Linked DNA regions of Mus musculus: region 1 is linked to region 2. A link is a contact called in ENCODE Hi-C data. All regions are on one chromosome and are shown on one strand. The core of a region is the stretch at or near the end of the contact, and the rest is flanking DNA. Distances in the headings are between cores, read along the strand shown.

Region 1 (4,518 bases), core at 357-2,856, 2.6 Mb after region 2:
ATATAGAGTTGTTGTGATTGGGTGCTTGACTATGGGTCTATTCTAGATTAAAATGTGCATCCGGACAAAAGAGATATGATAATTTGCTATGACAATTTTTACCTGTGAATTCTAAACATGTTTTCAAGACCAAGAGTGTTTGTACTAGGTTCAGGAAAACAATACTAAAACCAGAACCCTTAATCCTTTTAGGGAATCAGCTCTCTCATCTCAGGGGAAGACAGTCATTTAAAAAAATCAACATGATGTTTGCTTTTAGCTGGAACGTTTCCAGAAAACATGTCCAAACAGCCCAGACTGCTATTATATATCCAAAAATTTTATAGGGTATTAGTGGCCTGTTTCTTTACAGTAATTTTCATTAGATCATTAAAAAACAAACAAACAAAAACAAAAACTCTCCTTACTACTTGTACCATGGACACAAACGACTGATTTTAAGTCAAAACTAAAATTACCCAAGTGACAATAGGTATTAAAAAGTGTTAGTGAAAAACGAAGCAGCACCCGCTGTTAGTATTCATAGGTATCAAATGTCAGAAGCCCTAAAAAGGCAAAAAGAAAACTTAGGCAAAAATTATATTTATATTTAAAAGAATATTACTGTACATCACTTTTAAAAATTGAATCCAGTGACAGCATCACTCAGTGCTAACCGGGGATGTGGTAACACAAAGGTTACCTATTTTGTAGGGATGGGAGCAAATTCCTATGTTTTGGTTCCAGTTTCACTTATTCAGAAGTACCCACAAAGAGGCTGATAAAAGTCAACTGTTGGGTTACATGGGAACAGCCACAATAGCAATTACTTTCACCTGGAATATTTGTTACAATAATAAAATCACCAGCCAGAAACTACTCCCAGTATACTGTTGTCTTCTCTCTCCAGACCCCAAGGTGTTCACCTGCCAACACCGAAGGCCATTTGTAGGCAAGGGAGTTTGTAAAAGAAAAGGGCTTTTAAAAAATGAAGATGCTTACAGTTGCTGGACTTAGTCCAAGTGCTGTTCAGCCTAGAAACGAAAGTAGGAAACAACAGAGGTTTAGGCTTGTTATGATGTCAGCCATTTTAGGCACAGTATTTATACTGGAAAAAAAGTGCCAAACTCGGTGGTGGCGGTGCCTGTCGCTGCAGGTTCCCGGGCTACCAAGCCAAGTGCAAAGCCGCGGGACCTCGTACACCTGTGCAACTGTCCCCTCGGGGGTCGCCAGGGCCAGGACCCCGCCCCGCTCGCTGCACACACACACACCACGGTACCCGGGAGCGGAGGACCGTCCGGGAAACCGTCCCCGCCGCCGGGACCCCGCCCGCGACCCCAGCCAGGACCTTGCAATCCACCGCCACGGCATCCGGAGGGACGATGAGCGCCTCCTCGCTGCTCTTGGGCTCGTCCTTCTTGGCCTCCTTCTGGGCCAGCGCCGAGTTGAACGTCACCTTCACCATGGTGCGGCCTGGGGCGCCCTAGGCGGCGACGGCGAAGGCTGGGGTCGCGGCTGGCAGGATCCCGGCTGCGAAGGCAGCCTTGTCGGCCGAGCTCAGGGCACGACTCTGCAGCGGAGGAGCGGACTGCGCGACAGCAGCAGCGGCTCAGTGCAGCGCGGTTTCCGGCCTCGCAGCTGGGGCGCGGGCGCAGGGCGGGGGCCCGGAGGGGCGGGGCCTTGAGCGGGGCGGGGCCTGGCTTCACGCCAGACCCTCCCTGGTTCCCCCCACCCCCACCCAGGACTCAGCGGGAATCTGGCCAGGCTTTGTGGAGGGCGCGCCTGGTTGAGCTAGGACTTGTTGCCCCTCTGGGCTGCCTGGATTTTCCGGTTCTGAATTTGCTTCCAACTAGTTCTCCTCAGGGGCCCAGTGTTGCAAGTTGATAAGAAAATGGGGTGAACTCTGTCGGTTGGCTACGTAGGATAAGTTAACTTCTGGTAGCACCAAATTCTCTTTGATTGTGAGCCCAAAGGCCATGGAATTTTTGTGTGAGAAAAACAAACAAACAAACCCAAAAGCTCCGTTTAATCATTTATTAGTAAGCGACTTAGTAGAGCATAGGAATATTTGAAGCACTGTGTCCTAGTGTCCTGGTGATCTGACTTATCTCCCACAGACCTCACCCTAAGGTGTTGCCTGGTTGACTAAGCTGGTCTTTTCTTCCTCCCTCAGAGGTCAGTTCCTGCCCAGCCTAATCTCAAGCCAATGACCAGGAACCCTCTTCATCCATTTGTATTCCTAAAATTCTAAACTGGTAAAACAAAATGTACCAACCGAGCTCATTTGTATAAGCAAGCCAAAACAAAACAAAACAAAAAACCATATTTGCCTTAGGCCAATCTGTGATTTGTGACAACGTACTTAGGACAAGTTCTTATTTTTCTTCAAAATAAAAAATTCTCCTTTTTTGAAGAGGTTTTTGCTTCTGGTTGACAGAAGACATTGGCCCACACACTGGGTTTACAGCCATGTCTCCAGATGGTCCTTTGGTCAAATGACTGATCCTGTAGCCTTCTCCATATCCTCTCCTTGTCCACCTACAGGAGTGTCTGTTGGCCAGAAGGATTCTGCTGTGTGAGCTCTGGCCTAGGCCAACCTTGAAGACAGCAGTTGAGACCAGAGTTCTTGAGCCCCTGGCTCTATTCAAGGAGGGAATTATCTTTATTTCTTTTTATTTTTAAATATTTAATTTTTATGCCTATGATTTTTTTTTTTTTTTTTTTTTTTTTTTTTTGCCTACATGTACCTGTGCCTAAGGAAGTCAGAAAAATGAGTCAAGTCCCGTGGAACTGGGGTTACAAATGGTTGAGAACCGCCATGCGGTTGCTGGGAACCAAGCCTTGGGTCTTCTGGAAGAGCAACAAATGCTTTTAACTGCCGAGCCGTCTCTCCATTCCCATATTTCTATTTTTGCCTCTGGGACTGAGTAGGACTCCGTTTCATGAAAGAGAAGGTGAGGGGGTGGATGGTTTTATAAATAGAGAAAAAAAAAGTAAGCAGAGGAAAGCAGATTGTCATTCCAGAGTCACACTGGAAGCCAAGACAAGAAAGCAGAACAGCGGAACCATAGCTCACTGGTTAGTACTAAGGTCACACAGTGTCAGATAAACAACTGCTGATAGTTGAGTCAATAGAGTAGATGTATGAGTTGGTCGGTCCTGAAAGAGGTTATTCCTACTACAGATGAGTTTTAATAGGCATCAAATAGTATGGTATATTAAAAACAAAACAAAAAACCCAGACCCTTACGGGGAAGAAAACTTCCCCTTTAAAACCAGGAGAGACACTTCCTCAATGGTGAGAGTAAAAAAATAAGAGAAGGTTGAGCTGCCTTGAGAGGGATGGTGGGGAGCAACCAGAGGAGCCTCTTCTGAGGAGGTTTTTAAGCCATCCCAGAGCAAAGGAAATAGCAGACTTCTCTAAGTTTTGGAGGGTCTGGTTAAAAGTTTTGCATCATGTGATTTAGCTCAACATATCAGACACAACAAAGATCATGGAGGATTCAGGTACTGTTTAGGACCACAATGATGGGGGTGGGGTGGGAGTGGGGTAGGTGGGGACTCCCCTGCTAGGTATAAGAGCTTCTTAACTCAAGGCTAGGTCTGATCTCCTTAGGAGCTTGCCTTGTAAGTGTAACCTCTGTCTTTTTAAGGGTTAAAGGGGGGAGAGTTCATTAGCACGACAGTTAGAGCAAACCTGTTGGAGAAGTTGAAACTGTTGTATCTTCAATCCTAATTTCTCAAGGACAAATCATTTCCATGGTGACAATGACCTTCCCTCCATTTTGATTTTTAGAACCTCTTGCAGGAGCTTAAAACAAGGTCTTCATACAACTTTTTAAAAGAGATGTTTATATGGCCTTGTCGGACATCAATGGGAGCAGAGGCTCTTGGTCCTGTGAAGGTTACACGCCCCAGTGTAGGGGAATGCCAGGTCAGGGAAGCAGGAGTGGGTGGGTTGGTGAGCAGGAGGAGGAGGGATGGGATAAGAGGTCTTCGGAGGGGAAACCAGGAAAGGGGATAACATTTGAAATGTTAATAAAGAAAATATCTAACAAAAAAAACCTAATAAAAAAAAAAGAGAGATATTTGTGAGTGGGAAGATGGGCATCCGTGTGCCATGATGCATGTGTGGAGGTCAGAGGATAATTTACAGGAATTAGTTCTCTCTTTCTACCACGTAGGATCTCGGATTGAATACCAGGCTTTGCAGTAAGTGCCACCACCCTCTGAGCCACCTCAATGCCCCTTTAAAGTTTTATTCAAACCTTCTGTGCTGGTTAATTATGCCTGTTAACTTGACGTGACCTAGAATCAGCTGGGAATTATCTAGATCAGGTTTATCGGTGGGGGATTGTCTTACTCATTAATTGATTTGAATGGACCCAGCCTACTGTGGGCAGCACCATTCCCTAGGCATTTTCCTGACCTGTATAGCAACGAAGACTAGCTGAGCAGAAAGAAGCAAGCAGCTCACATGGGTTTGTTTCTCTCTGCTCTTGACTGTGAATGCTATGTGACTAGGAACTTTAAGTTTCT
Region 2 (4,752 bases), core at 171-2,670:
ATTCATATCGCATCCCTATATTTTGCATAGTTGAGAAACTATATATATATATATACTGAACTCATGTATTTAGAGTTCTTTCCCATAGCCTCAAGGGCTGTCCTGAAAGTCTCAGCATTTACCATTTTTCTGGAGACATAGCCACCTCACCTTTGCCTCCAGGCCTCACTTTCGCTTCCTGGACTCACGCTGTCTCTGATTAGCATGGAGTCATTAACATTGAAACAGAGGACATTCCTCAGAGTGAAAATATGCACTACACAAACAAGTCTCCCTCTCACAGCAGCCATTGACACTTGTGGAGGCTCACACCAGGGGCTACATGTCGCTCTGTCTCCACCAGTGCTACACCAGGCTTGGCACGCATAGAAGAATTGGAAGTTCTGAAGTTCCCACAGTTTAAGGTAAGTCCCACTTGAACCCAAGTGAGGAAGGAAGCCAACAGCTGAGTTAGACTTGGGGAGGAAATCTTTTTCTAGAGAGAATGTTCTTATTTCTAGATTCACCACAGACTTGTGTATTGTATGTTGTTCTTATTGCTAGATTCACCACAGACTTGTGTATTGTATGTGTTTTTGGCAGGCAGGAAATACTTTCATACAATGGGACTGGTGCGTGTTGTGTGTGTGTGCGTGCACACACACACACACACACACACATGTTTTATCTATCTGTAATTTACCCAGTATATGGCTCATCTTTGCTTGAGCTGGGAGACTTGGGTTCTGGGTGTTAGCCTTATAGGCCCTTCAGACCATCTCTATCTCCTTTTCTTTTTTTTTCTTTTCTTTTCTTTACTTTTCTTTTCTTTTCTTTTTTTCTCTCTTTCTTTCTCTCTTTCTTTCTTTTTTCTTTCTTTCAAGATTTATTTACTTATTTTATGCATATGAGTACGTGTACATTGCTCCGTTCAGGAACATCAGAAGAGGTCATCAGACCCCATTACAGAGCCACCATGTGGTTGCTGGGATTTGAACTCAGGACCTCTGGAGGAGCAGTCAGTGCTCTTAACCGCTGAGCCACCTCTCCAGCCCCAGTTTTCTCTTTTCAATGAGTAGGTTATGGTGATTGATTCCAAAGGGCTTTTCCAGCCCTGACACACTCAGCATCCTGCCTGAATGTAGAGCCCTCACCCCGGACTTTCTTGAACAACTTGATTTTGGGGTCTCTTTGTTCTTATGGCTCAGTCCTTCACACCAGCTTCTGCAGAAGTGTGAAATTTGGCTTTTTTTGGAAATTGCATGTTACTCACTGGAAATGCAGGAAGGAAGCTTGCTCGTGAAGTGCACTTAAAAAAAAAAAAAGGCGCACACAGAGCAAGAAACCACAGGGCCTATCAGCCTGTCGTCATCAAGCAGACTAGAATAGTGTAGAAAAACTCTAGTCAGAGAGGAAATGAACTAGAGAGAAGGGGGAACAGGCCCAGAAGAGAGAAGAGAGAGGGCAGAGGCAATGGCAGTGGGGAGCTGAAGCTGCGATGGTCAGGATGGAGGAGCCAGCTGTGAAGCAGGGCTTCCTGCATCTTCAGCAGCAGCAGACCTTTGGCAAGGTAAGAGTAAGGCTGGGCTCTCGCTGGGCGGAGCAGCTTGGGGGAGGGCCCTGTTACTATCCCGGGTAGAAGGGTGTCTTAATATCCCTGACCCTTATGAGACCATGTGCTCCACCAGTTTAGACAAGAACACTACTTGGGGAAGATGTCTGCCTTCTCAACGTGCCTTGCCTTCTAAACCAGGCTCTGGATCGCTCTTTGCTGAGGGCTGTTTGTCCTTGCTTGTGGGGGAGGAAGCAGATTCTGACATTATCTCTCTCTCTTTTTGTTCCCTTGCTCAGTATTGAATTTGGGGGTACCTTGGGCGGGTACGGAAGGAAGAGTTGGGGGCCAGTCAGTTTGGGATGACAGCAGAGGTCCCTCTCACCTTTGACTGCTACTGAGCTGTGGCCCCAGGGTGTTCCAACCTCTTCCTTCCCTAGCCTCTTTGAAGGGGAAGCTCTTCTGCCTCCTGCTGTTACCCAGCTGTGCTTACCCCAACACCCACCTCACCCTGTCTAGGTCTCTGTTTCTTTGTTTGTCTCTCATGGTCCAACTCCTTAATCAGTGAGACAAAAAAGGAGAGGAGGTGGGAAATTTTGGAGCCAGAACCTTCCTATGAAATGAAGACTTGTCCCTGGTCTAGGCTACTCTCCCCTCACTGTTCATCTCTGGGCTCAGTGACTTTTGTTCCCACTACCTGGCTGATGGGCCTGTCATCTTCCTGGACTCTGCATCCATTGGACATTTACTGTGGCCTTTGGCTAGCCTGCGGATCTTGGTCAGCTCTGTCATTCCATGGTCTCTGTTGTCTTCTCGGGCCTCTCTGACTGGCTGTGATGTTTGCCATTCTCCCCATCCTGTGTGGCTGCCCCAGCCCCTCTACCTCTCCCACAGTTCCTCTTCTCCCCTTTCATGACCATCTCTCCATCTCCGATGGTTCCCACTTGGCCTCTACGTGGCATACCTGGGCTCAGAAGTGGCGCCGGTTCGCAGCCGTGTTATATGGAGAGTCTGGCTGTGCCCTAGCCAGACTAGAGCTCCAGGATGTCCCCGAGAAGACACGGCGAGGAGAGGCCACTCGGAAGGTTGTCCGCCTCAGTGACTGCTTACGGGTAGCAGAGGTAGGCAGTGAGGCCAGCAGCCCCCGGGACACCAGTGCCTTCATCCTGGAGACCAAGGAGCGCCTGTACCTACTGGCAGCCCCCTCGGCAGAGCGCAGTGACTGGATACAGGCCATCTGCCTGTTGGCTTTCCCGGTGAGGGGTACAAAGTGGCCCAGGGGAGGGCGGCCACCAGGGGAGGGCGATGTTACTTAGATACTTCCTGTGGACAGGTGGTAGAAGAACCAAAACTCTTTTTTAGGGGAGTTCTTCCTTAAGGGAGCCCAGTTTGAAGTGCACCCAGAACCAGCTGGCTGGGTGTGCACTGAAAGCGAATGTCAGAGAGCCTTGGGGTGGGTTCTGGTGCTAAGACCCGGGACCTGCCTCCTCAGGGACAGAGGAAAGGGTCACCAGGACTGGAGGAAAAGAGCGGCAGTCCCTGCATGGAGGAGAACGAGTTGTATAGCAGCTCCACCACAGGTGAGAGTTGGGGCTGAGGGGCCTATGGTGCGGGAGGGAGGAGGCATGGGCTGGCTTGTGGTCTTCCTGCCTTGTGGTTACCCTGGGCCCAGCTTATCAGCGTCTCTTCCTGGCTTCTTGGTGTGGCTCAAGGTCGTTGGAACCCGGCCTACCCCAGTGTCTGCCTTGGCTCAGCCTGCCCTGACTGAGGCTGAGGGTCTCGGTTTGACTCTCTCTTTGTGGGGCGTGAAGTGATTGTGGGAGGAGAGAATTGCTTCGTGTCTGTTTGGCAGTGCAGGGCGTCCTGTGAATAGGGAAATGCGGTGCTGATAAGGGAGGCCCAGTTCTGGCTTTCTTTGTGCTTTCTAGGCTCATCACGGAGGTGTGGGAGAGAAACTCTTCCGTTTACACTCCACCCACGGGAAGGGGCACTGGCTATGGGAGTCGCAGGGGCAGGCTTCACCTGGGGCTTAGCATCAGGGTCTTGGGGAGTGATGGATGGTGTGGAGAAAACCAAGCTGTGGCTCTGGCAGCAGTGGCAGGAAGGATGTGGGCACAGGGTTGGGGTGGTATGGCCGAGGGCCTGAAGAATGCCTTCCAGGGGAGGAGGTGGGGTCAGCAGCCTAGGCATTAAGATCTGTGGTGGGATCACAGATAACACGAACAGGGTTTTCTCAAGAATTTCTGGCATGCTTACTAAGGATGGGTTGGTGGAGAAGGAGCCCACTGTTTCCTGAAGCTGCCTCTCTTTCTTCTCCTCTCCAGGGCTCTGCAAGGAATATATGGTGACCATACGACCCACAGAAGCCAGTGAGCGCTGCCGGCTCCGAGGGTCCTATACTCTCCGGACCGGGGTGAGTGCCCTGGAGCTGTGGGGTGGCCCTGAGCCAGGCACACAGCTATATGACTGGCCCTACAGGTTTCTTCGACGCTTTGGGCGTGACAAGGTGAGTGAGTGAAGGGCTGAGACCAAAGATGAGTTACCTAAGGAGAACAACGAGGGAGGGGCAGAGAGCCAATAAAGAGAGAGTGGATCGAGGAGGAAGGTCATCTAGAGAGACAGCAGAGGTGGGAGGGGAAGGAGTGAAAGCCAAGAGGCCTAGGTGAGGAGAGATGATGTGGAGAAGGGATGGGGAGGAGCGTGTTCTTGCCAGATGTGGTGGCACACAGCTATAATGTCAGCACTGAGGGGGCTGAGGCAGGAGACAGAGTTGAAGGCCTGCCTGGGCTACATGGTGAGAGCCTTTTCCCAAGTAAACAACCAACCCCAACAAACAAAATGCAGAGGCAGAGGGGCAAGAGCTCCAAGAGCTCCAAGAGAAGTTTCTGGTGCCAGGGTCAGCACTTTTCCATGTGGGTGGAGTCCAGGGAAGAACAGTTCTTTCCCTCTTTTCCCCCCTCACTGTAGGCAACTTTTTCCTTTGAGGCTGGCAGACGCTGTCTCTCTGGAGAGGGCAACTTTGAGTTCGAAACACGACACGGCAATGAGATCTTCCAAGCCTTAGAAAAGGTCATTGCTGTCCAGAAGAATGCCACCCCTTCCGGGCCTCCATCCCTGCCAGCCACAGGGCCCATGATGCCCACTGTGCTGCCTCGACCTGAAAGCCCCTATTCCCGGCCCCACGACTCTCTGCCTTCTCCATCCCCTGGCACACTGGTGCC

Evidence for each region. A loop is a pair of places that touch in the nucleus more often than their neighbours do.
Region 1: a loop to region 2 is called in a map of T-helper 17 cell, with 7 times the contacts of the local background. The contact joins the promoter of Itm2b here to the promoter of Dok2 in region 2. A Hi-C loop is called at or near these places in 2 of 37 maps with a recorded cell type or tissue (T-helper 17 cell and heart).

What each region holds. Positions count from the first base shown.
Region 1 is chr14:73,383,683-73,388,200 of GRCm38, forward strand. It overlaps Itm2b (integral membrane protein 2B), which reads right to left and starts at 1,607. Exons shown (of 6, transcript NM_008410.3): 1 at 1,328-1,607. The coding sequence starts at 1,444.
Region 2 is chr14:70,772,961-70,777,712 of GRCm38, forward strand. It overlaps Dok2 (docking protein 2), which reads left to right and starts at 1,421. Exons shown (of 5, transcript NM_010071.2): 1 at 1,421-1,549; 2 at 2,506-2,787; 3 at 3,024-3,111; 4 at 3,856-4,037; 5 at 4,499-4,752. The coding sequence starts at 1,478.